Regions from separate parts of the Homo sapiens genome. Here regions 2, 3 and 4 are each linked to region 1. Evidence: read pairs that join two places in POLR2A ChIA-PET (ENCODE). Cell type or tissue: GM12878. All regions are shown on one strand. Each heading gives the region's core, and the rest is flanking DNA. Links, peaks and the distances in the headings are about the cores only. Region 1 overlaps PARP15 (poly(ADP-ribose) polymerase family member 15). Region 2 overlaps KPNA1 (karyopherin subunit alpha 1). Region 3 overlaps HSPBAP1 (HSPB1 associated protein 1). Region 4 has its middle 8.2 kb from the start of PARP14.

Evidence for each region. Peaks named below come from ENCODE experiments on the same cell type or tissue, not always from the same donor. Only the 100,000 strongest peaks of a DNase experiment are listed, where the experiment ranks them.
Region 2: POLR2A ChIA-PET joins it to region 1 with 6 read pairs; 2 of 35 experiments call an interaction of 5 or more read pairs at or near these places.
Region 3: POLR2A ChIA-PET joins it to region 1 with 5 read pairs; 2 of 35 experiments call an interaction of 5 or more read pairs at or near these places.
Region 4: POLR2A ChIA-PET joins it to region 1 with 7 read pairs; 4 of 35 experiments call an interaction of 5 or more read pairs at or near these places.

Annotation. Positions count from the first base shown.
Region 1 is chr3:122,618,165-122,626,453 of GRCh38, forward strand. PARP15 (poly(ADP-ribose) polymerase family member 15) reads left to right here. Exons shown (of 12, transcript NM_001113523.3): 7 at 1,617-1,679; 8 at 3,280-3,447. Among named protein-coding and RNA genes, the nearest start is that of PARP15, 45 kb to the left of the region's middle. In GM12878, for the core only: no CTCF peak of the experiment used is centred there; DNase peaks (open chromatin) are centred at 1,117 and 3,167; H3K4me3 peaks cover 610 bases; H3K27ac peaks cover 276 bases.
Region 2 is chr3:122,479,043-122,487,331 of GRCh38, forward strand. All of the region lies in intron 2 of KPNA1 (karyopherin subunit alpha 1), which reads right to left. Among named protein-coding and RNA genes, the nearest start is that of KPNA1, 32 kb to the right of the region's middle. RefSeq lists enhancers at 2,437-2,486, 4,130-4,189. In GM12878, for the core only: no CTCF peak of the experiment used is centred there; DNase peaks (open chromatin) are centred at 2,520 and 4,249; H3K4me3 peaks cover 1,005 bases; H3K27ac peaks cover 1,604 bases.
Region 3 is chr3:122,770,506-122,778,794 of GRCh38, forward strand. HSPBAP1 (HSPB1 associated protein 1) reads right to left here. Exons shown (of 8, transcript NM_024610.6): 2 at 7,216-7,401. Among named protein-coding and RNA genes, the nearest start is that of HSPBAP1, 19 kb to the right of the region's middle. In GM12878, for the core only: no CTCF peak of the experiment used is centred there; a DNase peak (open chromatin) is centred at 3,716; H3K27ac peaks cover 1,809 bases.
Region 4 is chr3:122,668,466-122,676,754 of GRCh38, forward strand. No RefSeq gene overlaps it. Among named protein-coding and RNA genes, the nearest start is that of PARP14, 8.2 kb to the right of the region's middle. RefSeq lists enhancers at 189-1,388, 814-863. In GM12878, for the core only: no CTCF peak of the experiment used is centred there; no DNase peak of the experiment used is centred there.

The sequences.
Region 1 (8,289 bases), core at 1,073-6,072:
TATCCATTTAATTCATTGGTCATTCCATTTTTCAGTCATTTAAAATGTAGACATAAAGAACATTTGGTTATTTGAAACATGCTAAGTTGAATCTATGCATTTATCCCTGTCCCCTTTTGGAATTCCATTATGTATTACAGTATACAGTTGTATACTGTAAAGGAATGAAAAGGATATAAACACACAAGAAAAAAGAACGTTGGAAGGAAAACAACTATGAACAAAAGATAACAAATTTTTAGACGATGGGGAGCTGCTAGCCAAGGGTGGTAACTGCCATGGAGTAGAGAAAATTTAGTACCTGCAGGCGAGAAGAGTAGCCCCAGAGACACAGGAATTAGAGGCTGCTGGTATCTGGGAAGGCAGGGGGCAAGTACAGAGATGAAAATAAGATTGAATGAAATTCCAGATCAGTAGCAGTTAGACTACTTGATTGGATCCTCCATCCTATACAGCAGTAACTTTCCTTGCTCTTCCCTGGCCAGAGATGGGAGGTTTATTCTCTAGAGAAACAGAACCAGAGGGATTTTGGACTTAGGGCACCAGGCATAGGTGAGATGAGGAGCTAGGCTGAAAACTGTTTAAGAGAACATCTGTGGACCAAACATCGAGTGCCCAGCCCCTCTCCTGCATGGATCCCAGAGCAGCAGACAGGAGGTGCTGCCTGCTCGCCTTACACTGAAGCCCGCTGGTCAACAAGCCTTCTTGCATAGAGCTTCTAAGCTCACTCTTAAATAGGAATGGACTGGTGAAGATCACTTGACATTTGAGGAAAATCTTCACAGCAAAGACAGAGACCAGAACAAACAAATTGAAAAGAGATTTTTTTAAAAAGAGACATTTTATAACACATATATAATCAAGGATATAGAGATATAGATATCTTCATAATGATAAAACAACTAACATTCATTCAATATTTTCTGCATGCCGGCTTCTGTGCTAAGCATTTTTCATCCATTATCTCTTTTAATGTACAAATAACCCTGTGAGGGAAGTGCCATATTAGCCTCTGTGTAACAGATGAGGAACTTATTAGTCACATACTAGCTAGTAAATACTGGAGTCAACTTCAACCCAATTTGTCAAAATGCAAAGTCCATATTTTTAACGACTCGACCCAGCTGTCATTAGACTTGACCAAAGTGGTGAAGCTACGACTTTGACTGGAAGATTCACTGGAGTGAAACCAGCTGTTTAACTGAGCAGGGCAGGGAATCAAAGAACTTAGTAAAGTGCTTGATTTTATTACAGTTTTGAGATCCATGCTTCTCAGTATCAGAACTTTTATTTTTATAGTTTCATTCGTTTTTACAAAATAATAAGGGTAGAATGCAAAAAATTTCAAATAACTGCAAAAACAGTCCTGTATAAATAGAGAAGGTAAAGTTGCAGACGCCAGCCTTTCAGCTCCTGGGCACTTCCATGGCACTGAGATCAGACTGTTCATCAGCCACTGGGTGGAGGTTGCTATAGAAAGAGCAGTTGGTCGGGCGTGGGGGTGGTCAATGGATTATGCACAAAAGGGTGAGTTGAGCAGAAGTCTAATGTACAAAAACTATAACCACTTATTGAATTCTAACTGATGCCTTTTACCATTAACATGTCTTATTTAGGTGTGTCAAGAGCTATTTTAGAAGGTGCTGGACAAGCTGTGGAAAGTGAATGTGCTGTACTAGGTATGGGCACATGTTACTTTTGACTACAAACTTGAAAATCAGAGGGCTGAGATTACAGTGAGAGGATGTACAGGAGGACTGGAGGTGGAGTAAGTAGCGAGCAAAACTTTGCAAGAAGGTTGGTTCACTGGAAGAGCAGGCAGAGGTGGTGGAACTTGGAGGCTATGGGGGAGAGGTTCTTCATCCCACCATCTCATCTGTCTCTTACTTCCTGAGTAGTAAAAAGAACCCAGGCCTGGGTCCTAATAATCCAGGCTCTGCCATTTACTGAGCGATCCTAGGCACGTCATCTAACTGCTAAGAGCTTTGCTTCTCTCATCAGTAGGAAAGTTCTACTAATAAGTAGTGTGGGAAAGCTGTGCCACAGGTGGTTTTGAGGATCAGAAGGAACAATTAATGTGAAAAGTTCTGTAAACTGTGAAGTGCTGTACAAACTTTCCCCAAACTTGTTCTACTTCTTCCAGCACAACTGCATATAGCCAACTTCTAATCCTTTTATGAATGAGTGTGGACTTTGAGTGGGGAACCTAAGGTAGTGATTATAAACTGTTTGTCCTTCAAAATATCCCTTGCAGAGTAGGGTAGACACTCAGCTATGAGTATGCTTTCAAGAAGTCATAGAGCACCATGTTTGACAATGTATTCCCACAACCGACCTGCTACAATGCCTGAAACTCCTATCTTAGTAGCTGTCCTCTGATTAAGAAATTTCTCTGGAGTGAATACAGTTCTGGAGTGACAGCAAAGGAAGGTAATATTTGATTACTAACATGAGGACGTTAGCAGGTGTTTGAGTACTGGGAGAGCTCGCTGTGCCTGGGAGGCAGGAGCAGAGGATGAAGGTGGGCTGGACAAGCTGGAAAAGCCTGAGGAGGCTGCCTGGGAGGGGAGGGTGGGAGGGACACCCGAGGGGCCCTAGGGAGTGCCTGGTCATGGGTGCTCCTCAGGAGGGCAGGATGGGATGGGCAGGGATCCACTCTCCTCCTCCCTTTTGCTGGCCCCAGCCTTACTCAGAGCAGTCTGAACCAAAGAAGCAGTGCCTTAAAATGGCCCTCATAATTTCCATGTGCTCAAGAGCTCTAGGGTCCTGAGCCAAGGAGAAGTTTTCATCCTTTCACACCTCTGTGCCACAGAGTACGTTGCTTTTATCTCCTTCAAAATTAATGTGGCTGAATGTGCATAGAAATTGCTCTTCTGGGACAGCAGAGTGGGGGTTAAGAGCTATGGAGACTGGCTGCTTGGGTTCGAGTCCTAGGCAATCTTTAGCTACTGACCTTACCTCTCTCTGTGGCTGTTTCATGTGTGTAATGGGGAAAACAGTACCTGCCTCATAGGCTTGTTTTGAGGATTGAGCAGATTGATGCAGATAAAGTACTTTTGAACAGCACCCCAAATACTCAACAGTGTATTTGTTGAGCTCGAGAATTCTGATTGTAAAGAAAATGTGGTTGTCACAGTCCAGTGAATGAAACCAACAAGCTCGAGTGAGACTGGGCTTCACAGCCTTCACGGATGTCAGCTGTTTTCATTTCTCAAAAATCAAAGTGTTGCCTCCAGTAATTAATGGGCTGCATGTTTGTTTTTCTTTCCTTTTTTTCAGCTGCACAGCCTCACAGAGATTTTATAATTACACCAGGTGGATGCTTAAAGTGCAAAATAATAATTCATGTTCCTGGGGGAAAAGATGTCAGGAAAACGGTCACCAGTGTTCTAGAAGAGTGTGAACAGAGGAAGTACACATCGGTTTCCCTTCCAGCCATTGGAACAGGTTTGCAGCTTATCATTCTATAATAAAATTTGAGTGATACAAATTCCTTTAGAATTAGTCTCACTCTTAAGCAGATCAGTGCTGAATCCATCTGAAAGTGGGAACAATGATGTAAATCAGAGAGGGAGCCATCTTTTAGATCTGGAGGGCACCACCAGCTACTGGGCCGAAGCCTCTTTCCTCCATCTTTCTTCTTTATTTTTTCAAGACAGAGTCTCACTCTGTTGCCCAGGCTGGAGTGCAGTGGTGTAATCTCAGCTCACTGCAACCTCCTCCTCCCAGGCTCACGCAATCCTCCCACTTCAGCCTCCCAAATAGCTAGGACCACAGGTGTGTACCACCATGCCTGGCAAATATTTGTATTTTTTATGGAGACAGCGTTTCCCCATGTTGCCCACGCTGGTCTCAAACTCCTAGGCTCAAGCAATCCGCCTGCCTCAGCCTCCCTAAGTGCTGGGATTACAGGCATGGGCCACTGTGCCCACCCCTTTCTTCTTTATTTTATGTTCCCTAAGTATCTTTCCAAGTTTGGTCCTTAACTTCATAGTTTTCTCACTCTTCATTTTTTCTCCTTGGGGGATTCATTCAGTCTCATGTCTGGTAACATTTCTGCATTGACTCCCAAATCAGCATTTCTCATTCTCTCCAGGATCTCCTCTGGGGGAGTTTTCTATTACCAGAAACTTCATTACATCAGAATCCAAACTCATGATCCTCTCTTGAAAACAGACACTCCTCTTGAGCTCCTGGGCTTTCTCGTTTCCTCCTTTGGTGGTGCCATGACGCTCCCAGCTGCCCTGGCCTGCCATCCTTGCTTTGTTGTGTCCCCAGACACCCACAGTCAGCAAGTCCTGCTGAATCTTCTTCCAGAGAGTTGTTGAATTCCAGCCTTTCTTTTTGTTTCCAAACTCTTCAGACCTCCCCCATCTGGTTTACTTCAGCATCTCCCAGCCGGCTCCTCATTTGTGCATTCATTCATTGAATTGAAATGCCGTTACCTAGGCTCTGTGCAAGGCACTGGGGAGAAAATCATGAGTAAGATGCAGTCACTCCCCATGAGCAACAAACTCAGGTTTGTCCTGCTCACAGTTTCTAGGAACGCTTTCCTCATCTCTGTCATATCATCCAGTCATTTGCTCTTCTTAGTTGACAGTGCTACTGGTCACTCACTTCCTGATTCATTCACATCCATGTCCCCTGTCACTCTCATGGAAGTGAGGGCTTCTTATTTGGGAAGTATTAATAGTATGTAGCCACAGATTACCATTAATCTAAGAGAGTTTTTCAGCAATTAAATTCCTGGTCTTACAGCCACCACCATCATTTTAGCTCAACTCTGTAGACTTCCTTCCTCTTCCCAGATTAAAACAGAATGCTCCTGCAGGTATCCCAGGTCCCTCTCGTATGAACCCCAGGGCACCCTGCAATGTTTGCAGTACATTCTTCCTGGCTTCCACACACCGATAACCTTTTGTTATAACCTTTTGCTATCGGCGGTAATGAGGCCAATAGGGAAGCCAGGGGGAACGTGCTGCAGGCATTTTGTTACCACTTTTTGTTTCTTTTATTCATGCATTTCTCCCGATCTGGAGCTTCTCCCACACCATCTGGCAAATTACAGCTCTCACAAACCCAAATTGTTTTGTTCCCATCACCCAGGGCAAGCACTCTGCTACTTGGCACTGGGCAAACAGAGTGGAGTAAGCTCTGGCCCCTTCAGGAATTCATGATTTTGGAACAGATGCAAGACATTGTAACCAAGAATGATACCCAATGCAGAGGTCACAGGTGTAGGTGTGTTCAGCCACATAGTGGGAAGGGTTGCAACTGGATAGGTGGAATGAGCCTGTCAAGGGACTGCATACAGAAAGAGAAGAGGGCTGAGACCAGAACAGTGAGAAATGCCCACAGGTAGATTGTGGCAGGGAAAGGGCAGAAAAGTCAGCAAAAGAACCAACCAATAATCGTAAGTGTTGGAGGAGAGTAAGTGCAAAGCCCCAGAGGAGGAAGTGGGAGGCCATGAAATGCTTGTGCCACACCTCTTCGACTGTGAATACATTGTGAGATCCTCAAAAGGGAAGGACCAGATCTTTATGTCTTCTCTGCCCCGTGTTGAGTGAAGAATCATTGCCCATTAAATTTTGTTGAATGGAGGAATGAATAACAGGTGATTTTGATGATGCCTTCAGAGATGCTCATGGATGTTCTCTTCCCCATTGATTTCAACGGACATTTTTGGAATGTTTCTCAGACCTGGCTCAGGGGCTCACGCCTGTAATCCTAGCACTTTGCGGGGCTGAGGCGGGTGGATCACTTGATTGCTTGAGGTCAGGAGTTCGAGACCAGCCTGGCCAACATGTTGAAACCCTGTCTCTACTAAAATAGAAAAATTAGCCAGGCGTGGTGGCGGACACCTCTAGTCTCAGCTACTCAGGAGGCTGAGGTGGGAGAATCACTTGAATTCGGGAGGCAGAGGTTGCAGTGAGCTGAGATTGCACCACTGCACTCCAGCATGGGCAACAAAGTGAGACTCTATCTCGGAAAAAAAAAAAGAAAGAAAGAAAAAATAAATGCTTACTAGACGCAGTCTATTTTGAGTACCACTAAACTCCTATGAAGTAGCTGGAATAGCTACATTAGTTGTATTAGTAATATTAATAATTGCTAAGATTTATTGAGTCCTTACTGTACGTTCTAGGTGTTTTACATGTCAAAGCTCATGTATTCCTCACAGTAACCTTATATAGGGTGATCAATTCTTTCGAGTTTGACCAGGACTTTCCTGGTTTTAACACAGAAAGTCCCATGTTGCAGGCAGCCTCTCTGCTCTGGGGAAACTGGGAGGGTTGGTCTTCATACCTGTGACATGGAAACTATTAGCAAAGACAAGTTTATTGTGAAGATAATGAAGCTTAAGTGATCAGACTTCACTTGCACAGGCTTTTTAAAAGATCCTGAGAGGAGCCCTAATAATGTCTTCACCTGGTTATATGACTTAGTAAAATTTCAAAAGTAGGATATTTTAACCATCATGAATTAAGACCACTGTTTCCCCCACTTTGACGTCTCATACTTCCCCTTGCACTGAGTGATGCTGGGGTGGCTGTAAACATTTATGCGATACAGCTAAGGAAAGTTGCGTTAGGAATCTAATTTTCAGCATTTTAAAAGATACACTTTGTTGTGGTTTCTTTTCTGATTCTAAATATTCACCATTATACATAATTGTATACTTATTCTTTTTCTGAGATATGTAAATTTCAAAACCTGGATCCATCCTATACTCTGTGTCCCCATTTTGTAGATGAGGAACTTGAGGGTAGGTTCAACCTAGCAACAGAGCTAGGTTCAAAGCCATGCAGCCTGGTCCCAAATCCTGCACAAATTTTACCATTACTTTTTTTTTTTACTATTACATTTTTTTACCATTATTATATTCTTAATTACTCTATTCTTACCTACCATATTCTTATCCCTATTACCTTCTATTATTACCCCCAATTTCTAGCTGAGCAAACTGAAGTGTAGAGGTGTTATAGGTTGAGTGTGTCTCTCCAAAATTCATATGTTGAAGTCCTAACCCTGGTACCTCAGATTTAGAGATAGGGTTTTGTTTGTTGTTGTTGTTGTTCTTTGTTTGTTTTTTTGTTGTTGTTTTTTGAGACAGTGTCTCACTCTGTCACCCAGGCTGGAGTTCAGTGGCACGATCTTGGCTCACTGCAACCTCCACCTCCCTGGTTCAAGTGATTTTCCTACCTTAGCTTCCCGAGTAGCTGGGATTACAGGTGTCCGCCACCATGGCTGGCTAATTTTTGTATTTTTAGTGGTGGCAGGATTTCACCATATTGGCCGGTCCAGTCTCAAACTCCTGACCTGAAGTGATCTGCACGCCTTGGCCTCCCAAAGTGCTGGGATTACAGGCGTGAGCACCTAGCCTGGAGATAGGGTCTTTAAAGAGCTAATTAAGTTAAAATGAGGCCATTAAGGTGGGCCCCAAACTAATATGACTAATGTCCTTATAAGAAGAGGACATTAGGACGCTGCCAGGTATGGAAGGAAGAACATGTGAAGACACAGAGAGAAGACAGCCATCTACGGGTCAACCTTGCTGATACCTTGGCCTCAGTCTTCTAGCCTCCAAGATTATGAGAACATCAGTTTCTCTTACTTCAGCCCCCCGTCCATGGCTTTTTGTACCGCAGCCCTAGCTAACTTCAAGAGGGATCAAATGACTTACCCAAGATCAGACAGCTAGTAAGTAGTGGAGCCAGGACATAAACTCAGCTCTTCTGCATCCAGATCACATGTTCTTATTTCTGCACTGCCAATGCCCATCAGCTAAAGATCACCAGGAACACACACTACGGGGACCTCTGCAGCATCTCAGTAGGAGAGTGTTAGAAAGGACTTAATGGATTTGGGCTTGTTTTAGGTGATTTTGTGGCAGTCTCAAGTAAGTGGGGCTTTTCTCTGGATCAGAGACTTTTAGGAAACAGACATAATTCTATGATTGGGTATCTTATCTAGAAGGAAGGAGGATGCATTCTGGCTAAATGTATGATTGGTAATGCAGCAGCTGTCACTCTTTTTTTTTTTTTTTTTTTTGAGACGGAGTCTTGCTCTGTCGCCCAGGCTGGAGTGCAGTGGCACGATCTTGGCTCACTGCAAGCTCCGCCTCCCAGGTTCACGCCATTCTCCTGCCTCAGCCTCCCGAGTAGCTGGGACTACAGGTGCCCGCCACAACGCCTGGCTAATTTTTTGTATTTTTAGTAGAGATGGGGTTTCACCATGTTAGCCAGGATGGTTTCAATCTCCTGACCTCGTGATCCACCCACCTCAGCC
Region 2 (8,289 bases), core at 1,512-6,511, 140 kb before region 1:
TAAAATTAAAACATTCTGCTCTGTGAAAGACGCTACCAAGAGAATGAAAAGACAAGCCACAGACTGGGAAGAAATATCTGCAAAATATCTAATGAAAGACTGGTAGCCAAAATATATAAAAAACTTAACAGGAAAACAAACAACCCACTTAAAAATGGGCCAAAGACCTTTATAGACACTTCACTAAAGAAGATATACAGATGGCAAACAAGCATATGAAGAGGTAACCCATATTATATGTTATCAGGGAAACGCAAACTAAATGAGATACCACTACCTACCTATCAGAATGGCCAAAATCCAAAACCACTGCTAACACCAAATGCTGGCAAGGCTGTGGAACAGGAACTCATATTCATTGCCGGCAGAAAAGGCAAAATGGTACAGCCACTTTGGAAGACAGTTTAGCAGTCTGTTACAAAATTAAACATACTCAGCCAGGCACAGTGGCTCATGCCTGTAATCCCAGCACTTTGGGAGGCCGAGGCAGGTGGATCACCTGAGGTCAGGAGTTCAAGACCAGCCTGAGCAACATGGTGAAACCCTGTCTCTACTAAAAATACAAAAATTAGCCGGGAGTGGTGGTAGGCGCCTGTAATCCCAGCTACTCGGGAGGCTGAGGCAGGAGAATCACTTGAACCAAGGAGGCAGAGGCTGCAGTGAACCGAAATCATGCCACTGCACTCTAGCCTAGGCGACAGAACAAGACTCTGTCTCAACAACAACAACAAAAATTAACTCTTCCATAGGATCAGCAACAATACTCCTTTGTATTCATCAAAAAAACCTGAAAGCTTATATCTATACAAAATCCTTCCCACAAATGTATATAGGAGTTTTATCCATAACTGTCAAAACTCAGAAGCAATCCAGATGTCTTTCAGCAGGTAAATGGATAAACTATGGTGCATCCAGACAATGGAATATTATTCAGCATTAAAAAGAAATGAGCTATGAAGCCGTGGAAAGACATGGAAGAACATTAAATAATACATATTATTAAGTGAAAGAGGCCAATCTGAAAAGGCATACACATTGTATGATTCCAACTATATGACATTCTGGAAAAGGCAAAACTATGGAGACAGTAAAAAGATTAGTAGTTGTTGTAGGAGGTTGGGGAAAGGAGGGACAAATAGGTGGAGCACAGAATTTTAGCACAGGGAATCTACTCTGTGTGATATCAAACCCACAGAATGCACAACACCAGGAATGAATCTTAATATAAACTATAGACTTTGGGTGACGATGTGTCAATGTAGGTTCATTAATTATAGCAAATGTATCACTCCATGGGGGATGCTGACAATGCCGGAGGCTATGCATGTGTGGGGGCAGAGAGCATATAAGAAATCTCTGTACTATCTGTTCAGTTTTGAGGGGAACCAAAAACTGCTAAAAAAAAAAAATTAATTAAGGTCTTTATAAAAATAGTGAAATAAACTTTTTTCAGACACATACAAACTGAATGAATTCATCATAACAGACCAGTCCTATAAGAAAATGTTAAAGGATGTTCCTTAGATAGAAGGAAACTAACACCAGATGAAATACAGATCTACAAAAAGGAATAAAGACCATCGGAAACAGTAATAATGTGGTACAATTTTTTTTAAACTTTTCTCATTTAAAAAAAAAAAAGTATTTTAAAAAAACCATTGAGGCCAGGCACAGTGCCTCACACCTGCAACCCTAGTGCTTTGGGAGGCTGAAGCAGGAGGATCACTTGAGGCCAGGAGTTCGAGACCAGCCTGGACAATACAGTGAGACTCTGTGTCTACAAAAAATAATAAAAAATTAGCTAGGCATGGTGGCGTGTGCCTGTAGTCCTAGCTACTTGGGAGGATGAGGTGGAAGGATCACTTGACCCTGGGAGCTCAAAGCTGCAGTGAACCATAATGGCACCACTGCACTCCAGCCTAGGCAATAGAGGGAGACCCTGCCTCAAAAAAGATAACAAGTGTTCCAAGAAGGTGGAGAAACTGAAGCCTTCAAACATTGCTAATAAAAATGTAAAATGGTACAGCTTTTGTAGAAAACAGGTTGGCAGTTCCACAAAATATTAAATGTAGATTTACCACATAACCCAGCAATTCCACTCTCAGTATACTGTACTAAGTGCCGTACTTAGCATACCGTATAGTACATACATAGAAATAAAAACATACATCCACACAAAAACTTGTATGTGTTCACAGAAGCATTATTCACAATAGTAAAAAAGTTAATCCAAATGTCCAACAACTGAGTCAATAAACAAAAAGTGGTATATCTGCACAATGGAATATTTAGTGAGAAAAGGGAATGAAGTACCAATACATGTTACAACATGGATCAATCTTTAACACACTCTACTAAGTTAAAGAAACCAATCACAAAAGACCACATATACTGTATGATTCCACTTATATGAAATGTCCAGAATAGGCAAATCTATAGAGACAGAAAGTAGATAAGGGTTGAGGGGTCCTAAGCGGGGAGCAGAGGGAATGGAGAGTGACTGCTAATGGGCATAAGGGGTTTTTTAGCGGGTGACTAAAATGTTCTAAAATTGGTTGTGGTGAAGTACTGGAACTCTATGAATATACTAAAAACCACTGAATTACACACTTCAAGTGGGTGAATTGTACAGCGTGTGAATTATATCTCAATGAAACTGTTTTAAAGCCAATGCTAGCTAACAGAAAGCTGGAGTGACTGTATTGTAATGTCAGACAAGTTGGTTCAAGATAAATAATATATCAGAAAGTAGGTAATTTCATAATGATCAAGGAGTCAATTCATCAAGAAGATGTAAGAACTCTAAACATTTATATATCTATTCAACTAGGAACAGAAGAGAACTTCCTTAACGTCATATGACATTTTGGGCTCAATGAAATTTTTTTTTAAGGTTTTAAAGAAACTCTCCTAAAAAAGTTTTTCTTTAGCATACTGTATAAGAACATACATAGAAATAAAAACTTTTTAAAAAGAGAGAGAACTTCCTTAATCTCATAAAATACACACATGCATCACTTAACAAGAGTCTGAGAAATACATCACACGACTTCATCATCATGTGAACATCACAGATTGTAGTTACACAAACCTAGATGGAATAGCTACTACACGCCTAGGCGATATGATATGCCCTATTGCTCCTAGGCTACAAACTTGTACAGCACGTTACTGTACTGAACACTGGAGGCGATTTTAACCCAAAGGTAAAAATTTGCATATCAAAACATAGAAAAGGTACAGTAAAAATATGGTAATTATAATCTTATGGGACCACATCATATATGTGCTCCATAGCTGATGGAAACATAGTTATATAGTACATGACTATATATGAAAAACCTGTCATTAACATCACAGGTAATGAAAGACCCACTACTTTTCATCTAAGGTCAGAAATAAAACAGATAGGTCTGTTTTTATTATTTTCATTCAACACTGCACCATTAAGTTCTAGTCAGTACAACCAAACAAGTTAAAGAAATAAAAGTCATCCAGATAAGAATGGAAAATAAGGAAACTTTTATCTGTAGATGACATGATTGCCTATGTAAAAAACCCAATGGAATCTATAACAAAGGGACTAGAACTAACAAGTGAGTTCAGCAAGCTTTAGGAGATCAATATACAAAATTAAATTGCATTTCTACATATTAACAATGAACAACTGAAATCTAAAAAATAACAATTACAACAGCATCAATAAAAATGAAATACTTAGGGAAAAATCTGACAAAAGATAAAAATCTGTAAGACCTATACACCAAAAACTACAAATTGCTAAGAGAATGTAAAGATGACCTAACCCCCGCAGCAGGTCTCAGTAGCTGGTAGAGACTGGGGAGGACGGGATGGGACGGGATGGGACGGGACAGGACAGCAATAGCTAGGCAGCCTAGCTTCACCAAGGCTCTCGCGCCTCTCCACCACCAAAATATCAAAGAGGAAGGAAGGTCAGCTCAGCTGAAGGGATAGTGAAGGAAGAGCCCAGGTGGAGACCCAGCACAGTTCTCAGCTAACTCTGCTCCTACAAAAGTGGACAGGAAACCAAAAAAGGCAGCAGGAAAGGATACATCTTCAGACAAAACAAAAGTGAAAAGGAAAGCAGAGAAAATACATCGCAGTGGCAAACCAAGAAACTAAAGATTTACCTACCTACAGAAAACAGAGAAACTAAACTGAGAAAGCCAGAGGAAAAAAAAGCCAAGTGTGATTAATATCACATACCTTGTCTTATGAGTCATTCCTGTTTCCCTTCTTGTACTATCCACAGGAATTTTCTGGTTTTTTCATTGTTGTTGTTTTGTTTTGTTTTTTTTAAATTGGAGTTTCACTCTTGTTGCCGAGGCTGGAGTACAACGGTATGGTCTAGGCTCACTACAACCTCCACCTCCCAGGTTCAAGCAATCCTTCTGCTTCAGCCTCACAAGTAGCTGGGATTACAGGCGCCCACTACCACACCTGGCTAATTTTTGTATTTTTAGTAGAAACGGGGCTTCAACATATTGGCCAGGCTGGTCTTGAACTCCTGACCTCAGCTGATCCACCCGCCTCAGCCTCCCAAAGTGCTGGGATTACAGGTGTGAGCCACCGTGCCCAGCCTAGAGGAATATTTTCATAAACTATTTTGTAAATATAAGTTTTCTAGTAGCTCTAGAAACATTTTTAAAAGGAGGGAATCCCACCTCATCCCATTTTTTAAGTGTAAATGCTTTTCTTAAGAGGTGAAATCATTTGCTGGTTGTTTATTTTTTGGTACAACCAGAAAATAGTGTGGGATACTGAATTATGGGAGGCTCTGACATTCCATAGATGAGGGATTAGTTTTTATATCCTACAATACAAAGTATACAAAATGGCAATATGGAATCACAGTCCTGCATTTAATGTCTTGAATATTTTAAATTACTTCTATTCCTATGTTATTTTTTAGCAGAATTGTTTCCTAAAGAAAACCACTCCTTGATCATGGCTCTCCCTATCAGAATTGTGCATACTCTGTAAAATCTTCAGTCATGGTAGTGCTGTTTTCCTAATAACTTTGTTAATGTACTGCAAAAGATTGAAAATTTGAATATGTAGTATATATGCTATTAAACTGTGAATTGGTGGGATGTATGCAGTAACTTAACATTTTAAGATACTGGTACTGGACAGCCTCTTAAAAATTTGCCTCCAGATTTTAAGCTGGAAACTCACTGGAATAACTGTTTAAAAAAGAATTACAATACACAGCTTTTTAGATTTTTAGTACATAAGAACTGTGTACAAACTGAAATGTCTGTATACTAATCCTCAACACAACCAATAAAATCTCAATTATAAAAAATAAACATGACCGGGCACAGTGGCTCACGCCTGTAATTCCAGCACTTTGGGAGGCCGAGGCAGGCAGATCACCTAAGACCAGCCTGGCCAATATGGTGAAACCTCATCTCTACTAAAAATTCAAAAATTAGCTGGCATGGTGGTGGGCGCCTATAATCCCAGCTGCTTGAGAGGCTGAAGCAGAATTGTTTGAGCAAGGGAAGCAGAAGTTGCAGTGAGCTGAGATCACACCACTGCACTCCAGCCTGGGAGACAGAGTGAGACTCCGTCTCAAAAAAAAATAATAATAAAAAAAATAAATAAAATAAAGGAAAGCAAAGGAAAGGAAGAAAGAAAGATGACATAAATAAATGAAGATACTGTGCTCATGGGTCAGAGGACTCAAGATTGTTAACAGTATCAATTCTCCAAACTGATTTATAGATTCAACATAATCCCAATCAAATTCCCAGCAGGCTTTCATGTACAAACTGAATAGCTGATTCTAAAGTTCATATAAATGTGAAGGACCTACAATAACCAAAACAACGTTTTACTTTTTTTAAGGGATGAGATCTCGCTTTGACGCCCAGGCTGGAGTGCAGGGGCACAATCATACCTCATTGCTGCCTCGAATTTCTGGGCTCAAGCAATCCTTCTACCTCGGCCTCTTGAGTATCTGGGACTATAGGTGCATGCTAATTAGTTTTGTTGTTGTTGCTGTTGTTGTTGTTTTGTTCTTTCTGTAGAGATGGTGTCTCGCCACCTTACCCAGGCTGGTCTCAAACTCCTGTGCTTAAGCAATCTTCCCGCCTCGGCCTCCCAAAGTGCTGAGATTACAGGCATGAGTCACTGCACCCAGACCAAAACAATTTTGAAAAAGAAAAAGTTGGAGCTCTAACACTACCTGATTTGAAACTAATCTTAAGGCTACAGTTACCAGCCAGCATGGTATTTAAGCTAGATAAATAGACCAATAGAACAAAGTAGAGGTCCAGAAACAGACCTATACAGATATGGTCAACGGTAAGTGTTTCCAAGGAAATTCAATGGGGGAAATAATCTTTACAATAAATGGCACCTGAACGACTGGATAGCCATATGCCAAAAAAAAAAAAAAGAACCCTTAACATGTACCTCACATCAGATATACATGCTTGTTCTTTAAAATGTTACTTTTGTAAATGAAAAGGCAAGCCACTGACTGGGAGAAAATATGTGTAAAACACGTATCTAGCAAAAGACATATCTAGAAGACAATCGACTCAGTTAAAAAATTTAACTGGAAAGGAATTTTTTTTTTAACAGACTTCACTAAAGTAGATACACAGCAAATAAGCCGATGAAAAGATGCTCACTGGTGATCTATCGTATAGCATAGTGACTACAGTTAATAATAATGTATTACATAAGTCAAAATTGCTGAAAGAGTGAATATTAAATGTTCGCACCACAAAGAAGTATATAAGATGATAAATATACATAATTATTATTTGCCAATTAAAAATAAACTTTTTTAAAAAAGAAAAGATGCTTACAACTTTATTTATTAGGTGAATGAAAACTGAAACCATCATGGAGTACTTCTACATACTCCTCAGAATAGCTGAAATAGAAAAGACTGACCATACCAAATGTTAACAATGATGTGCAGCAACTCAAACTCTTGTACACTGCTCATGGGAAGGTAAAATAGTACAACCTATTTTGGCAAACAGTTGACAGCTCCTAAGTATACACCAGCTATACAACCCAGCCATATCACTTCTAGACACTTACCTGAGGGAAAAGAAAAGTTATATCCACACAAAAAGCTGTCCACGAGTGTTCCTAACAATTTTATTTGTAATCACCAAAAACTGGAAATAATCCAAATTTCCATCAACAAGTGAATGGATAAACCAGTTGTTGTTTATCCATACAAAAGAATACTATTCAATTATAAAATGGAATGAACAATTCATACACAAAACAATAAGTGAATACCAAAATGATTAAACTGTGTGAAACTAGAAAGAAAAAGAATACACGTTGCATAATTCCATTTATGGTAACTAATCAGTAGTAACAGAAAATAGATCAGAGGAAAGAGGTAGAGAAAAATGTACTAAAAAGGTGCACTAGGAAACCTCTGGGTGAGATGAATATGTTCACAACTTAACTATGGTGATGGTTTTCACAGACTGTCAACCAGACTGTCATAAACCTATTTTTGAAAGTATCTATGTTAAAGTCTGTGCATTCTTTTTTTTTTTTGAGACGGAGTCTCGCTCTGTCGCCCAGGCTGGAGTGCAGTGGCGCGATCTCAGCTCACTGCAAGCTCCACCTCCCAGGTTCACGCCATTCTCCTGCCTCAGCCTCCCAAGTAGCTGGGACTACAGGCACCGCCACCACGCCCGGCTAATTTTTTATATTTTTAGTAGAGTCGGGGTTTCACCAATGTTAGCCAGGATGGTCTTGATCTCCTGACCTCGTGATCCGCCCGCCTCAGCCTCCCAAAGTGCTGGGATTACAATTCTGTACATTCTTAATGATATTAAAGCACACACTATTTCATCCCTTTGGAGGATGCTAAGAAACCAACTCATTATTCTGAAAACAAATACAGGAAGAGAATCAAGCATTTCTCTGTCCTGTGTGAACTGTAGCTAAGGGAAAGGTCTTCTTTTGAGTGACCTTCCAGCGAATAAAAGCAGAAGGAATGATCACTGTAACCTCTATAAAAGTAATGGATCTAGGCAGGGACCATCAAAGACTGCTAAAACTTGAGGTAAAAAGCTGTCGGGCCTCTTTATAATGACAGATCAGGCTGACAAAACCAGAATGTAAGGATTAGTCAAGTAACCAAATTAAAAAATAGGCAAAACACCAGACATTTCTCCAAAGACATACAAATGCCAACAAGCATATGAAAAGATGCTCAACATCACTTATCATTAGACAAATGGAAATCAAAACTACCATAAAATAAAACGTGTACCC
Region 3 (8,289 bases), core at 1,401-6,400, 150 kb after region 1:
CTGGGCAATACGGTGAAACCCTGTCTCTACAAAAAATACAAAAAAATTAGCCAGATGTGGTAGCACGTGCCTGTAGTTGCAGCTACTCGGGCAGCTGAGGCAGGAGGATCACTTGAGCCCTGGAGGTTGAGGCTGCAGTGAGTAGAGATTGTGTCACCGCACTCCAGCCTGGGTGACACAGTGAGATCCTGTCTCAAAAAAACAAAAAACAAAAAACAACCAAAAAATTATCAACTTCATCAAAAATTTACCATAAAAGCACAGAATTACATAAAGTTTAATTTTGACAAACAAAAGTGCATGTGGCAAGAAAGCTGTATGACTCTGGGAAATAGGAGTCATTTCTAAAAGATTTAAGTAACTCCACTATAAGCCTAAACATATTATACTGTCTTAGGAGTTTTCACTTCCTAGAATTCAGTCCAACTGAATACTAAAGCCATTAAATGAGCTACTTGCCCCTGGGGCGGACTAAGCAGGACTTTTCTGCTGAGGCCAGCTATCTCAGGCAAGCCTGATTTGCAGCCCCCAGAAACTGGCCTCATTAGAAGACTTCATTTTCTGTTACAGCAAGCTCTGCACATTAAAAAATGTTAAAACTAAAAATGTAAAAATTACATACGAGAACTGTTACTGTCAGGGGAAAATTATCATGAATGGAATGAATGGAAATGACAGATCTTTTCATTTCCATAATGATATAATTTTTTCACTCTTTCCTGGTAGTAGCATCATTAAAGGTACTGCTCTGATTTTGTTATAATGACAATTTCTTTCTGGGTAGTACAGTTGTTATTCTTAGTTTGTCTTATGCAATGAAATTATTCCTTTCTAATTTTACCATGATTCTTTCATTTAACGTTGAAGTAGTCTAGGCAACTATAATGTTCATCCTACTTACTGTAAAGTGCTAGGTAAGAAGCTCAACTGAGGTCAGGATTTGGCAGTGTTGTACAAGCTGAGCTTGCTTTTAATTATTATAAAAAGGGGTCCTAAAATAGTTTCTGCACAACAGGATAACAACTATTTCTCCATTTTGTTAAACTTTCATCATTTTACAAATAAGAAATACTACATGATGCATAAACTCTAAACAGGTCTTTCGATCACTCTATCCCCCTGCTTTCAGATGTTCAGGGTTATTTCTACAACTGCTTGCCAAATTTACTGCCAACTGAGATACAACACTGCCACTGAGCACGTATCTTGGGAAACAAATCTGATCCAAAATGCTATGTGATGTTCTCTATCTGCTTCCTAAAATAAACTAAGGAACACATGATATTCAAAAATGCCAATTATTAACACTTCTATTTCAAGTATTCTAGATAAATTCTAACCAAGACCTAAGACCTAAAACAGAAATAAGAAATACACTCAACAGAGAGGAAACAAAGTTATCCTTACTTTTAAAATCATATGCCTGTCTAACTAGAAAACCCACAAGACAACAAAAAACTACCTAGGCTAATAAGTAGGTGCACACAATATAAACACACAGAAACAACTGGCTTTTCTCTATGACCAATCACAACCAGTTAGAAAACTGTAACAGGCAAAAATATTTCCTTCGTAACAGTTATAATAAATTTACAATATTTTAAGGAATCTGTAGACCTATATAAAAACTATAAATCATTTTACTGAGAGCCAAATAGACTTGATAAGTAAAGATAACATGTTCCTGTGTGGGAAGATACAGTATTATAACAATGGGATTAATTAATTATAGAGCTTAATGAATTTTCATTTGAAATCCCAACAGGATTTCTTTACAGTGAGAACTTTGTGTAACTCTAAAGTTCATTTAGATGTATAAAATTCAATAATATATAAGAAAAAAGAGTAATTAGGGAGGATGAATTGTATATTCAAATATTAAAATACATACCAGAACTAAAATCATGTTTTAAAACTGTTTTACTGGCCCCCAAACTGGTAGCTTAATATGCGGCCCAAAAACCGATGCTGGAATATACAAGAATATAGTAAAATAATAAAGGTGATTTCCAAAGTCAGTAGGGTAAAAAATAAATATTCAGTAAATGGTACAGGAATAAAATTTCCAAATTTAGCTATTTGTGTAAAAAAAATTCATTGACTACCATATACCAAAATAAATAAGAAATGGATAGTTAAATGTAAAAAAGAAATAATCAATTAGAAAAAAATTATTAGAATATTTCTCTATTTTCAGGATAAAGAAGGAATTTCTGAAGTTAAAATAAAAATGTTAATAAAGCATTATTTGATTATATAAAAATATAAAACTGTGAAGCTAAAATGAGAAAGCAAACAATAACTAGGAAGCTTATTAGTTAACAACACAATCTTTATTTTTTCATTTTTTTTACTTATTTTTTTATTTCTAGAGGCAGGGTCTTACTCCATTGCCCAGGCTGGAGGGCAGTGGCGTGGTCAGAACTTTGAACTGCTGGGCTTAAGCAATCCTCCTGCCTCAGCTTCCTGAGTAGCTAAGACTACAGGTGTGCACCATCACACCTGGCTAATTAAAATTTTTTTTTTGTAGAGACAGGATCTTGCTATGTTGCCCAGGCTGTTCTGGAACTCCCAGTCTCAAGTGATGCTTCTGTCTAGGCCTCCTACAGTGCTGGGATTTTAGGTGTGAGTCACTGTGCCATGCCACAATCTTCATAATATATATGAAGAATTCAAAAAAATTTTTAAACCCTAAAATCCCAATAAGGAAATAGTCAAAGACCAATTATCAGGAAAAAATACAAATTACTAATAAACATGAACGTATGTTCAACATCACCAGCAATCAAATAAATGTGTTTTTTTTTTTTTTTTTTTTTTTGGAGACAGAGTCTCACTCTGTGGCCCAGGTTGGAGTGCAGTGGCACTATCTTGGCTCACTGCAACCTCTGCTTCTGGGGTTCAAGCGAGTCTCACGCCTCACCTCCCAAATAGCTGAGATTACAGGCGTGCACCACCACACTGGCTAATTGGCTAATTTTTTGTATTTTTAGCAGAGACGGGGTTTTGCCACGTGCCCAGGCTGGTCTCGAACTCCTGAGCTCAGGTAATCCGCCCACCTTGGCCCCCCAAAGTGCTAGGATTACAGGCATGAGCCACTGTGCCCGGCCAAATAAATGTTAATTAAAATAATGAGATAACATTTTTCACGTAACAGGGCCTCATTCTGTCTCCCAGGCTTGAGTGCAGTAGCATGATCACAGCTGACTGCAGCCTCGACCTCCCAGGCTCAGGTGATCTCCCATCTCAACCTCCTGGGTAGCTGGGACAACAGGTGCACACCATCATGCCAAGATAATTTTTTTATACTTTTTGTAGAGACAGGGTTTTGCTATGTTGCCCAGGCTGGTCTTGAACTCCTGGGCTCAAGCAATCCTCCTGCTCCAGCCTCCCAAAGAACTGGGATTACAGGCATGAGCTACCATGGCCAGCCTGAAAGATCTTTAAGATAAATTTCAGTTTTGGCCAAAGAGTAGCAAAACAGGAACCCTCACATGTTCTGAAAAGAATGTAAATAGAAACCGCCTTCGTGCAAAGCCCTTAGCTGTATGTTTCAAAGTCTTTCATTCTTTCACTTCACAAATTCAATGTCCATTAGGTGCTCAGCCCATGATGAGACGTGGCCCTTGCCCTCACAGAAGTGACCTTCTTGAGGGGAAGAGACTTTAAACAGGTAATTATACAACCATGTGATTACAACTGTGCTAAGTGTTACTAAGAAATACAAAGTGTTCTGAGGTAATTGAATAGTCACACCTGATTTGGGGTATGGGGAAGGATAGATTTGGTCAGGAAAAATGACATTTAAGCTAAGATCTGACAGAAGGAGATGAATTATTTAGGTAAAGTAGGGGGAAAGGGAAGTGAGAAAAGAGAGGCTAGACACAGGGAACTACATACACATGCAAAGGCCCTGAAGTAGGAAGAAACAAAGCCCTGGAAATACAGAAACTGAAAAATGCTTGTCTGGCCTGAGCTCAGGGACAGAAATGATGCTGGGCCTTCCACACCACAATGGACATTTTGGTCTTTAGCCTAAGCGTAACTGGAAGCCATTTAAGTGTTTTAAGCAGAGAAATAAGATTAGATTTGTTTTCCTAAAAGTCATCTCTGGCTTCAGTATGAGGAATGGTGTGGGAAGGGAGGGCAAGGGGTGCAGAGAGACTAGGATGAGGCCACGCAACTATGGAGGTGAGAGACAGCGAGCAGGGTAACGCCCACTAGAGGATGGCTGTGGAGACAGACAGAAGCAGGCAGATGCTAGATATTTAGGATGTAAGTCACTGAGTCACAAGACACCATTCAAGACAGGCAATCAGAATGATTCAGAAGTTCTGGTGTAAGAAGCTTCACAGATAGTGTTGCTACTGATGATAATGCTCATATCCTTTGATCCAGTAACTCTCCTTCTAGGTATCAATCCTAAGGAAGTAATCAGAAACTGACAAAATCTGTTTGCAAAGATGTTCACTACAGTCTTTTTAAAATTTAAAACTTGTAAGCAATCTAAATCATCAAAACTTTAAAATAAATTATGATACTACCAAACAATGAAATATTACGTAGCCATTGAAAAATCATACAATCTCAAGAGAAGCTGCTCAGAGTAAAAGAAAAAAAAAAAGCAAGCTGTGAAAATTAATATAACTTTATTTTTAAAATACAAAAAGGCCTACATGGGCATACCTCAAAATATAACTAGTGATTATCTCTGGGTAGTGGGACCTTTGCAAGTCATATACTTAATAAGGGTAGTATCCAGAATATATAAAGAACTCTTATAACTCAATAATAAAAAGACAAAAACAATTAGAAAATGGGCAAAGGATTTGAATAGACATTTTTCCAAAGAAGACATACAAATGGCCAACACACACATAAAAAGATGCTCAACATTATTAGTCATTAAGGAAACACAAATCAAAACTATAATAATACTTCCCATACACTAGAATAGTTATAATTTTTTTTTCTTTTTTTTTGTACTTTTAGTAGAGACGGGGTTTCACCATGTTGGCCAGGCTGGTCTCAAACTCCTGACCTCGTGATCCACCCGCCTTGGCCTCCCAAAGTGCTGGGATTACAGGCGTGAGCCACTGCGTCCGGCCTAGAATAGCTATAATTTTTAAAATGGAGTGTTGGCAAGGATGTGGAAAAAACTGGAACTCTCATACATTGAAGGTGAGAATATAAAATGATGCAGCTGCTTTGGAAAACGGTTTCTCAAAATGTTAAACACAGAATTACTGTATGACCCAGCAATTCTACTCCAAGAGAAATGAAAATACATGTCCACACAAAAACATGTACATGAATGTTCATAGTAGCATTATCTGTAATAGCCAAAAAATGGAATGACTCAAACGTCCATCAACTGAATAGATAAATAAAATGTACATATTTGTACAACAAAATATTATTTGGCAATAGAAAGAATTGAAGTACTGATATGTATTACAACATGGATGAACCTTCAAAACATACTAAATGAAAGAAGCCAGGCACAAAAGGGCCAATAGTGAATGATTCCACTTATATGATATATTCTAAGTAGTCAAATTCATAGACACAGAAAGTAAATCAGTGGTTGCCAGGGCCTGGGGTAAGGCAGAATGGAAAATGATGGCTTAAGGGGTACTGGGCTTATTTATGGGATAATAGCAATATTCTAGAATTAGATAGTAGTGATGATTGTACAATATTGTGCATATACTAACAACCAATGAATTGCATACTTTTAAATGGCTAAAATGCTAAATTTTATGTTATGTGGATTTTATTTAATAAAAAAGAACATCGTCTTTACTAAAAGCTCAGAGTCATTTCTCACAACCTCAGAGAGTTATTTTCCTTTTTTTTGTGCTTAAGTATTAACTTGAAAATGTCAAATTACTGTGTCTTATCTATAAAATGGGATAACAGCAGCTCTGTCCTAAGGTTTTAGGAAGATTAAGAAAGCTAATACCGTATGTGCAAAGTATTCACAATAGTGCCTGAAACAATAGCTTTAAATAAATATTAGCTATTGGTAGTATTGTGTACTTGGAGTCTAACTAGAATGTGAAAAAATTACTATTTCTATTTTTCTCCAAATTAGTGCCTAACAGACACTTCAGTGAGAGGCAGATTTCTTTGACTAAAATCAAGAAAGAAAAGGCACAATTTGATTTTTATGTTATTGCTGCTGGTCTAAATTGAATTTTAAACAGTTTGGTCTCTGATTATAATGAGATGACAAAGAGTTCCAGGTATATTCAACATGCTACACCTGTCACAGGAGTACAAAGGGGTTCCAGACACCAAAAACTAAATAATTCTGTCAGCTATACTACAAGGTCGAAATGAGAGAAAGCAGCTTGGAGCAGCAGGAAGCGAAGCTGGGGACTTTTCTAGTTCTCCTAAGCTATTAATAGATATTAATAAGCCACTTTACCTCAATGCTTAAAAAACTGAAATTCTAGACTACCAAACTTACCCATATTGAAATACAAGTTAAACATCAGAAAAATGATTATAGACTCTCTTAGATTAGAAACTGTAATTTTAGAGTTAATGGTAAATTACCTAAATTTTAGAGTTAATGGTAATTGCTTTATCTGAAAATAGGGCAAACAAATCAAAATGTTATGATTTTGATTTCAGAAAAGAAGAGGCAGAATCTATTTGCTTAAGAGAATAAAAGAGCGAGCTTTACATATGTTTCATGTTTGTGCAATGCAAAACAGGTCAGTCAGTCAATAAAGCAGAGGGATAAAATTACAACCAAGTAATTATATACAACTATAAATAGTGCCCGAAGCCACAAATAAAAGGACACATTCTACTTGAGTAAAAAGTGGACGGGACTATTAGATTAGTATTGGTCTAATAGGAACATGAATAAGAGCACATTAACAAATATTTATTTATTAAGTGTCTAACATTTAATGAACCACAATAATGTCTAGCAATATACATATAAGATACATGAACAAATACATTTTGTATGGGGTTATAAACTATAGACAAAACAGTCTATAGTTTATACAGACAAAAACAAAAAACACTTAAGCCAAACTGTTTTCCAAACCTTCCAATAAAATGTTCCTGTATGTGCAGTGAATGGTCAAAAAAAGGATTAGAAAGAAAGGATTCTCAAGAGATCAGGAGGCCACTGCTGAGAATGTAGGGATGCTCCTGAAGAGACATTATGATGGTGATTACCTATAGTCATACCTGTGCTCATGCTTTTCATCCCCATTCTGAATCGTATCTGCTTGCCATGAAGGACCTGCGAAAGGTATTTAGCATTCCAGTGTCGTGCTGGCCAATCAAACACCATGTTACAGAAGATTGCAGGTTGTTGTAAAGACATGATAATTTCTTTTGCTTTCTCTGGCTTAAAAGGTTTGACATGTTCACCTAGAAAGAGAAATGAATACAGCAATAGATAGAAAACTATCAAGTTTTTTCATACAATATGGAGAAAAAATAGCTAATATTGTTTTTATCATGGCAAATCATTCTCTACAATTACAATAATGTATACGTCATTTACTGCTGTTTATATACACATGTGGCCTCAAAAGACCTGATTCTTTTCTTTTTTTAGATCCAGGGGTATATGTGCAGGTTTGTTACATGGGTATATTGTAGAATGCCAAGATTTGGGTTTCTATTGAACCTATCACCCAAATAGTGAGCACAGTACTCAACAGGTAGTTTTTTTTGTTGTTTTTTTTTTTTAATGTGTATAGTGTTTTCCAAAATACTTACTTAGAAATTATGATTTAACTTATTAACAATAAAAAGTATATATAGTTCCAATTATAAGTTAATACACACACATTAAATACAATTTGGAAAATACTGAAAAGAACAAATTGATTGGTTGCCTATAGACTACAAACCAAAAACAACCACTGTTGCATTTCAGTTCCTTCTTTTTTTTAACCGTCAAGCTAGACATTTTTATTTTCCAAGGGTATACAAATAGAATTACTACAACCATCCACAGTCTAGTATTTCTTTTTTTTTTATTTTTTTTTTTTTTTTGAGACGGAGTCTCGCTCTCTCGCCCAGGCTAGAGTGCTGGAGTGCAGTGATGCGATCTCGGCTCACTGCAAGCTCCGCCTCCCAGGTTCACGCCGTTCTCCTGCCTCAGCCTCCCAAGTAGCAGGGACTACAGGCGCCCGCCACTGCGCCCGGCTAATTTTTTTGTAGTTTTAGTAGAGACGGGGTTTCACTGTATTAGCCAAAATGGTCTCGATCTCCTGACCTCGTGATCCACCTGCCTTGGCCTCCCAAAGT
Region 4 (8,289 bases), core at 2,047-7,046, 51 kb after region 1:
AAGAGGCAGTCTGTCCGTTCTCAGAGCTCAAACAACCTGCTTGGAAAAGCACTGCTCTCTTCAGAGCTGTCAGACAGGGACGTTTAAGTCTGCAAAAGTTTCTGCTGCCTTTTGTTCAGCTATGCCCTGCCCGGAGGTGGGGTCTACGGAGGCAGCAGGCCTTGCAGAGCTGTGGTGGGCTCTGCCCAGTTTGAGCTTCCTGGCCATTTTGTTTACCTACTCAAGCCTCAGCAATGATGGACGTCCCTCCCCCTGCTAGGCTGCTGCCTCGCAGGTTGATCTCAGTCTCTGCACTAGCAGTGAGCAAGGCTCTGTGGGCATGGGACCTGTCGAGCCAGGTGCGGGATATACTCTCCTGGTGTTCCATTTGCTAACACCGTTGGAAATGCACAGTATTTGGGTGCCAGCATCCTGATTATCTAGGTACAGTCTGTCATGGCTTCCCTTGCCTATGAAAGGGACATCCCCCAACCCCTTGTGCTTCCCTGGTGAGGTGATGCCCCACCCTGCTTTGGCTCGCCCTCCGTGGGCTGCACCCACTGTCCAACCAGTCCCAGTGAGATGAACTACGTACCTCAGCTGGAAATGCAGAAATCACCATCTTCTGTGTTTATCACGCTGGATGCTGCAGACTGTAGCTGTTCCTATTCAGCCATCTCGGAACAGAGAGGCAAATGTCTGCAAATTCTTAAACACCCCTCCAGTGAGGATGTGGAATCTGTTTCTCTTCTACCTGACTATGAACTTGACTTAGTGACTCACTTCATTTTTTAGAGATGGGGTCTCTCTCTCGAGTGCAGTGGTGCCATCATAGCTCACTGCAGCCTTGAACTCCTGGCCTCAAGTGATCCTCCTGCCTCAGCCTGTTAAGTAGCTAGGACTACAGGTGCACACCACCATGCTCAGTTAATTTTTAAAAAATGTTTTTTGTTAGGCAGGGTCTAGCTATGTTGTTCAGGCTATGACTCACTTCTAATCAATAGAATGCTTGAGAAGTGAAACTATAACTTCTAAGGGCCAAGTCATAAAAAGTAATAGAGCTTTCGACTCTCTCTTGCTCTCTCTCAACATGCCTTAGGAGCTGAGTCACCAAGTTGAAAGTTCACCTACTCTGAAGCCACCATGCTGGAGAAACCATGTGGTGAGCCCACATATTGATAGAGATACCAGAGGAGCTCCAGAGGGTCCAGCCCCCAGTTTTTTGAGTTATCCTAGGCTGGGTACCAGATGTGTGAGTAAGTAGGCTTCGAGATGCCTCCAGCCTCAGCCACAGTCTGATTACAATTTTCTCAATTCTTGAGAAAGAATTGTCTAGTTTAGCCCAGTCTACCCCCAGAATCTTGAGGGATAATACCACTAAATTTGGGGGAGGATTGTTAAGCAGGAAAAGATAACTGGAATAATGTTCTCACCTCCTGCTGTATATGAAAAAAATTGTTTTAAGTTAGCTACATTGCCTACTATAAAAAGGGAGTCATTTATACTGAAATTTCTTTCATATTCATGCCTTTAAATGACTAAGAGATTATGGGATTTAGGGAAGAAGTTGATACGTAGGATAGGGATTTAATTTATTTTAATTCAGGCTTATGACCGATTTTTAGAAACAGAAAAGATCTTCCAAATCTCTTCCTCAGAGCAAATTTTTTTTGTATGTAAGGGCTTTGAGATATCTACTACTTGATTGTACGTGGAATAGCTCATAAGATTGCACTTTTTGGCGGATGATAGATGCAACGTCCAAATACTCTGAATTTGAGGCTGCAAGGAGGAAGGACGCTACTGCTTTCTTCAAGGTGTTCATGGTTAGGCTGTGGAAAACACATGGATTGAGCAGATGGCACTTATTCCCAGCCACTGACCAGCCTTCCGTTCAGTGGCATTAAAAGATGCTTTAAAATGTCAGCCTTTCCCAGGGAATGTTTATTCCGTTTATGTTTATTCATAAACATAATGTTTATTATGTATATTATTTATATATAATATATATTACATATAACATAATAATATATATTATATATAATATATATTACATATAACATAATAATATATATTATATATAATATATATTACATATAACATAATAATATATATTATATATAATATATATTACATATAACATAATAATATATATTATTTATATATAATATATATTACATATAACATAATAATATATATTATTTATATATAATATATATTACATATAACATAATATATATTATTTATATATAATATATATTACATATAACATAATATATATTATTTATAAATAATATATATTACATATAACATAATAATATATATTATTTATATATTGTTTATATATAACATTATGTTCAAGTTGGGTTAGTTCCAGGAATGCCTGAGCAATGTGAGGAGGGTGGCTGCATGGGGATATGGTGGTAGCAACAGGAGATTGGTATGTAACCAACACAGGATATTGCACAGTTATATCGAATCCAACACAGTTATGTAGAAGGGATTGACCCAATAAGTAAATATATTGGGGATAATGGAAGGCAGATTTCTCACTATTGGAGAAAGGAGTTACAAATATGCAAAGGAAAAAAACCAGAATGAACTTTGTAGTGTTGGCTTGGAACTGGAGGTATCAGTATAAACTCATCATTTTGTAAGTATATAGATATATAGATATAAAGACAGAGAGAAATAAAAAATGCACTTGTGTGTGTACACATGTATTCCCTAGCACTGTCCACTGAGAAAGCCTGAGACAGTAACACTTTAAAATCGATGAACACAGCACTAATTGGAATAATGAGTGATTCCAGGCTCAAGTTAGGGAAGTAATGAAACTTTATTTACATAAACAAGTAGTATGCTGGATTTGGCCAGCATGATACACACACATACACACACACACACACACACACACACACACACACACACACACATATATATCTTGTTCTTTTTTATGGCTGCATAGTATTCTATGGTGTATATGTACCATATTTTCCTTATCCAATCTGTCATTGATGGACATGTAGGTTAATTCCATATCTTTGCTATTGTGAATAGTGCTGCAATGAACATATACGTGCATGTGTCTTTATGGTAGAATGATTTCTATTCCTTTGGGGATATACCCCAATAATGGGATTCCTGGGTTAAATGGTAGTTCTGTTGACTCTTTGAGTAATCACCACACTGCTTTCCATAATGGTTGAACTAATTTACATTCCCACCAGTAGTGTATAAGTGTTCCCTTTTCTCCGTAACCTCTCCAGTATCTGTTATTTTTTTACTTCTTAATAGCCATTCTGACTGGCAGCATGCCATATTTTGCGATGTCCTATTCCAACATACTCAGGGTGATGGGGTATTATGTCAGCTATTTACTTTCAAATTGTTCAGGAAATAAAAAATTCTCTATACTAGTCTTGCAACTTTTCTGTGAGGTCAAAATTATTTCAAAATAAAAATTATTAAAATTAAAGACATTTTCAGACCAATAGATTGAGAAAGCTCATCATTCATGAGCTCTTACAGAAAGAACTGCAAATAATAAGTATCTACTTTAGGAAAAAGAAGATTGAATGAGGAAGAAAAAAGAGTGCTTTAGAACAAAATAATTGTTAATTGTTAAACATATTGCTAAATAAATATTGACTAATTCTGAAAAGACTAATTTTGGAGTGTTAAAAAACAGTTAACAACAGCAAAAGGATAGCAAAATAGGGGGCAAGTTTTTCTCAGGTCTTTGTGTCTTTTGAGATGTATTGACTAGCTTTATACTTTGTTTAGTCTAAACTCCGCAAAAGAATAGATACAGAAATTCAATCAAAATAGAGAAGGAAAAAGGGAATAAAGAAAAACTATCAATCTAATAAAAACTATAATCTAATATTTGATATCAATCTAATAATATCAAACTATCAATCTAATCTAAGAAATGAAGAAAAATAAGCAAGGAAGAAGGTAGTTTATTTAAAAACCCACAAATAAAATAGTGGGAATAAGTCTAACTATACCAGTCATTTATAATATCTAGAAATTTATGTTTGCCAATTAAAAGACAGATTGGATTTAAAATAATCCAGCCGTATTCTGTTAGCAAGAGACTTACCTAAACTAAAGACATAGAAAATTTGACAGAAAAGGGATGAAAAAGTTTTTCAGGTGTATCAGAGAGAATGCTTTTGGCAATAGGCAACGGAATAACTAACTAAAACAGGCTTAAATAACAGGGATGTATATTGACTCACTTCACAAGAAATTTTGAGGTAGGTGTTCTAAGGTTGGTTCTATAGCTCAATGGTGCCATCAAATATCCAGGCATTTTGTAGATTTCTGAGAGATTGGCCTTCAAAGTTACAAAATGGCTGGTCACATCCTACTTGATAACATTTTTTTTTAAAAAAAAGAAGGAGAAAAATGATTTCTTCTCACATGTCTCTATTTATGGAGGAAGAAAGTGTTTTCCAGGAGCAGACAATGGACTTCCCTTTATATTTCTGCCTAGAACTGGCTCACATGGTCATCCCTAAACCAATCCCACTAGAAGGGAATTAGATTATTAAAACTGGCTTAGCCCAAGCATCAGTCAGGTGTGGGTCAAAAGAACATCTATTTTAGCTAAACACTTTGCTACTTAGTATCTAAAAAAAATTGAAATTCCCCTAGCAAGGAAAAAAAGAGTATCTTAGAGTAAGTAATCAATCTACTCGAAGTATCTGCCCCACTTGGCAAGATCTAGTAAAGTGGTCATAGAAATGTTAATATAAGACAAAATGGACATTAGGGCAATGAGAATACAGCAGAAAGAATGACACTCACTGATGACAAAAAGGAACAATTCACTGGGAAGATACAAAAATTTTGAAACTGGAGGCTGGGTGCGGTGGCTCATGCCTGTAATCTCAGCATTTTGGGAGGCTGAGGTGGGAGGATCACTTGAGCCCAGACGTTCAAGACATGCCTGGGCAACATAGCGAAACCCTGTCTCTTAAAAGAAAATATAAAAATCTTGAAACTGTATAGCTTCAAATTAAGCAAAATCTGAGATTTTGCTTATCTGAAGATAAGCAGAAAGTGGCAATATTACAAGGAAAAATTAACAAATAATCTACCAGGTATGAAAGTCTCTATTTTCCCATACAGTCACTACCAGAGCTTTGTTATTCAGGCCATATAAACATGATATGGCTAACTTGGCCTTGAGGTAGACCTGGATTCAAACGTAAGAGTCAACAGTAATCTCTGCTATAGGTGGGAGAGGTGAGGCAAAGGCAAGGCCAATGAGAGATGCTGCTATGAGTTGTCAGCAGCCAATATTTCCAGCAGCTAGGGAATGGGCTTATAACTCTGAAGAAGGGATCCAAGCAGAGCATTGCAGTATGCACTATGAAAGTATAGCATAAGGTTGAACTCTATGGCAAGACAGCCTGGGTTTGTATCCTAGCTTGACCATTCTCTAGCTGTGTGGCCTTGGGCAAGATATTTAACCTTGATATTTTCTTGATAACCAAGATATTTTCTGTGTCTTTAGTTAGGTACATCTCTTGTTAACCAGTTAGGTTAGGCACGTCTCTTGTTAACCAGTTTCCTCATAGTAAAGTGGAGATAATATTAATTGTCTTATAAGTTTGTTGTGAGAATTAAATGAGTTACTATACTGTTTTATGAACTGTAGATCCTACTGTAATAATGGGTTGTAAAATCAATTTGTGAGTTTCAGTCTGTTTTTTTCCATGAAATATAATATAATCAATACTTTTATGATAAGATGTTCTATTGGCAAGCTATAGGGAAACAAGTACTCTCATACATTGCTGGTGGCAGTGTAAAATGGTACAGTTACTATTGTGGTAGACTGTTACAAAATGCTGCCCCCATGACTTCTATTTCCTGTATTCATACCCAGTGTAGTCTCTGTATTAGTCCATTCTCCCATTGCTATAAAGAAATACCTGAGACTGGGTAATTTACAAAGAAAAGTGGTTTAATTGGCTTACAATTCTGCCAGCTGTACAGGAAGCATGTCTGCAGAGGCCTCAGGAAACTTATAATCACGGTGGAAGGCAAAGGGGAAGCAAGCAGGCATGTCTTCACATGGCCAGAGCAGGAGGAAGAGAGAGAAGGGGGAAGTGCTACACACCTTTAAACGATCAGATCTCATGAAAACTCACTCACTGTCACAAAAACAGCAAAGGGGAAATCAGCCCCCATGATCCAATCACCTCCCACTAGGCCCTTCCTCCAATACTGGAGATTACAATTCGACATGAGATTTGGGCAGGGACACAAATCCAAACCGTATCAGTCTCCTTCCATGTGAATGAATATGAACTAGCCCTGTGACTTGCTTTTACCAATCAAATGGGGGAGGCAATGTTATGTGACCTCAAAGCCCATGCATTAAGAAGCCTTGCAATTTAAATTTTTGCTCACCGTGAAGCCAGGGCCACATAAAGTCTAGGCTATCCTGCCCGAGAGATCACATCAAAGGAAGGCTCTGTATTCTAACCATCGTAGCTGAGGGGCCAGGTATGAGTGAGGCCATCTTAGATCTTCTAGACCAAATAGGAGCTGTATGAGCAAGCTTAACTGGCACCTCCAATAGCAGAGAGGAACCATCTTGGCTGATCCCTGCCCAGCCAACTCATAGAGTGTGATAAATATAAAATGGTTGTGTTTTAAGCCATTACATTTTGAGATGGTTTGTTATCTAACCACAGATAACTGAAACACCTATGGAAAGAAATTTGCAATATATAAGGAAAGTGTATGTGCATTTACTCTTTAACCTGTCATTCCCACATCTAGGGATTTACATTGAAAATATACTCCCAACAAAACAAACAAATAACCAAACAAACATGTGCAAGGTTACTCAATGTGACATTATTTGTAATTGCAAAATATTAGAGATGCCCTAAATGCCATGCCTAGGAGATGAGTTAAATAAACTCTATATATCTATACTTCAGTGAACTGGGCAGCTGTAAAAAGTAATGAGGAAGATCTCTGTGATCTGATATGGAATAACTTACAGCATATATTAAATGTAAAATTCAAAGTATAACTGTGTGTATAGATACAGATATAAATTACTTATTTATAGCATGTTACCTATTGCATGAAAAGAAGAAAAGGTCATACACAAAACACATATTTTTGCAAAAAGAAAACGGTGGAAGAATATTCCAGAAACTGATGATATGCTTACCTGGTTACTTACAGAGATAGTGGAGATGGAGTGAGAGGATTAGGGGACTTCTCTGAATATATATCTTTATATGGTTTTGATTTTTGAGTGTTAAAATTTTATCATTTCCAAAAAGAAAGTCAACAAGGATGAGGAAAAGCCCTAAAATTGAATCCAAACAGAAATGATGACCCTGATTATGTGTCTTATAACAAAACCATACTCAGGAAAAAAGTATTCCAAGTAACTTTTGAGCCTAGTACTCTTACTATACACCCTCAATAGTTTCTATTCAGTGGATAAAAAGAACTACAAGGAAATCTTTATTTAGTAGATTTGTTGTTGATAATGGTATTGGGTATTGGTGTTTGTCTTAGTCTATTCAGTTTTGCTATAACAAAGTACCATAGACTGGCTAGCTAATAAACAATAGAGATGTATTTCTCACAGTTCTGGAGTCTGGGAAGTCTAAGATCAAGGTGCCAGCAGATTTCATGTCTACAGAGGGCCCAAACTGCTGATTCACAGATGGCCATATTCTTGCCATGTCTTCCTATGGCAGAAGGCAGAGAGGAGCCCTCTGGGTTCTCTTTTATAAGGGCACTAATCTGACTTATGAGGGCACCACCCTTATGACCTAATCACTTCCCAAAGGCCTCAATTCCTAATGCCCATCACATTAGGAGTTAGGATTTAACATATGAATTTGGGGGGATACAAGCATTCAGCTTATAACAGAGTTCCAATTCCAAACTATGTTGTGTGTAATGAAGGATTGAGAAAATAAGTAAATATATTAATGTTCTTGGGAAACAAAGTTCATACTTTGAGATAAGGTTCATACAAGAGAATCATATGAGAAGAAGATCATAAGAATTATACAAATATGAAATAGTAGGAGAGAAAGAACCTGTGGTGACTGATTGAAATTAGAGCTATTTCCTAACTCTGTCCACAAGGCTGAATAGAAGAATTAGGCTTATACTATTTATTTCTCCACAGTCTTCATTATATATTTTTCCTTTGCTATATATTTTTTTAGGCTTCCCTTGCTATATATTTTTTTAGGCTTCAAAGGAAATACTTTTGTCTTCTAGTATAATAGTAACATAAACAAAGTA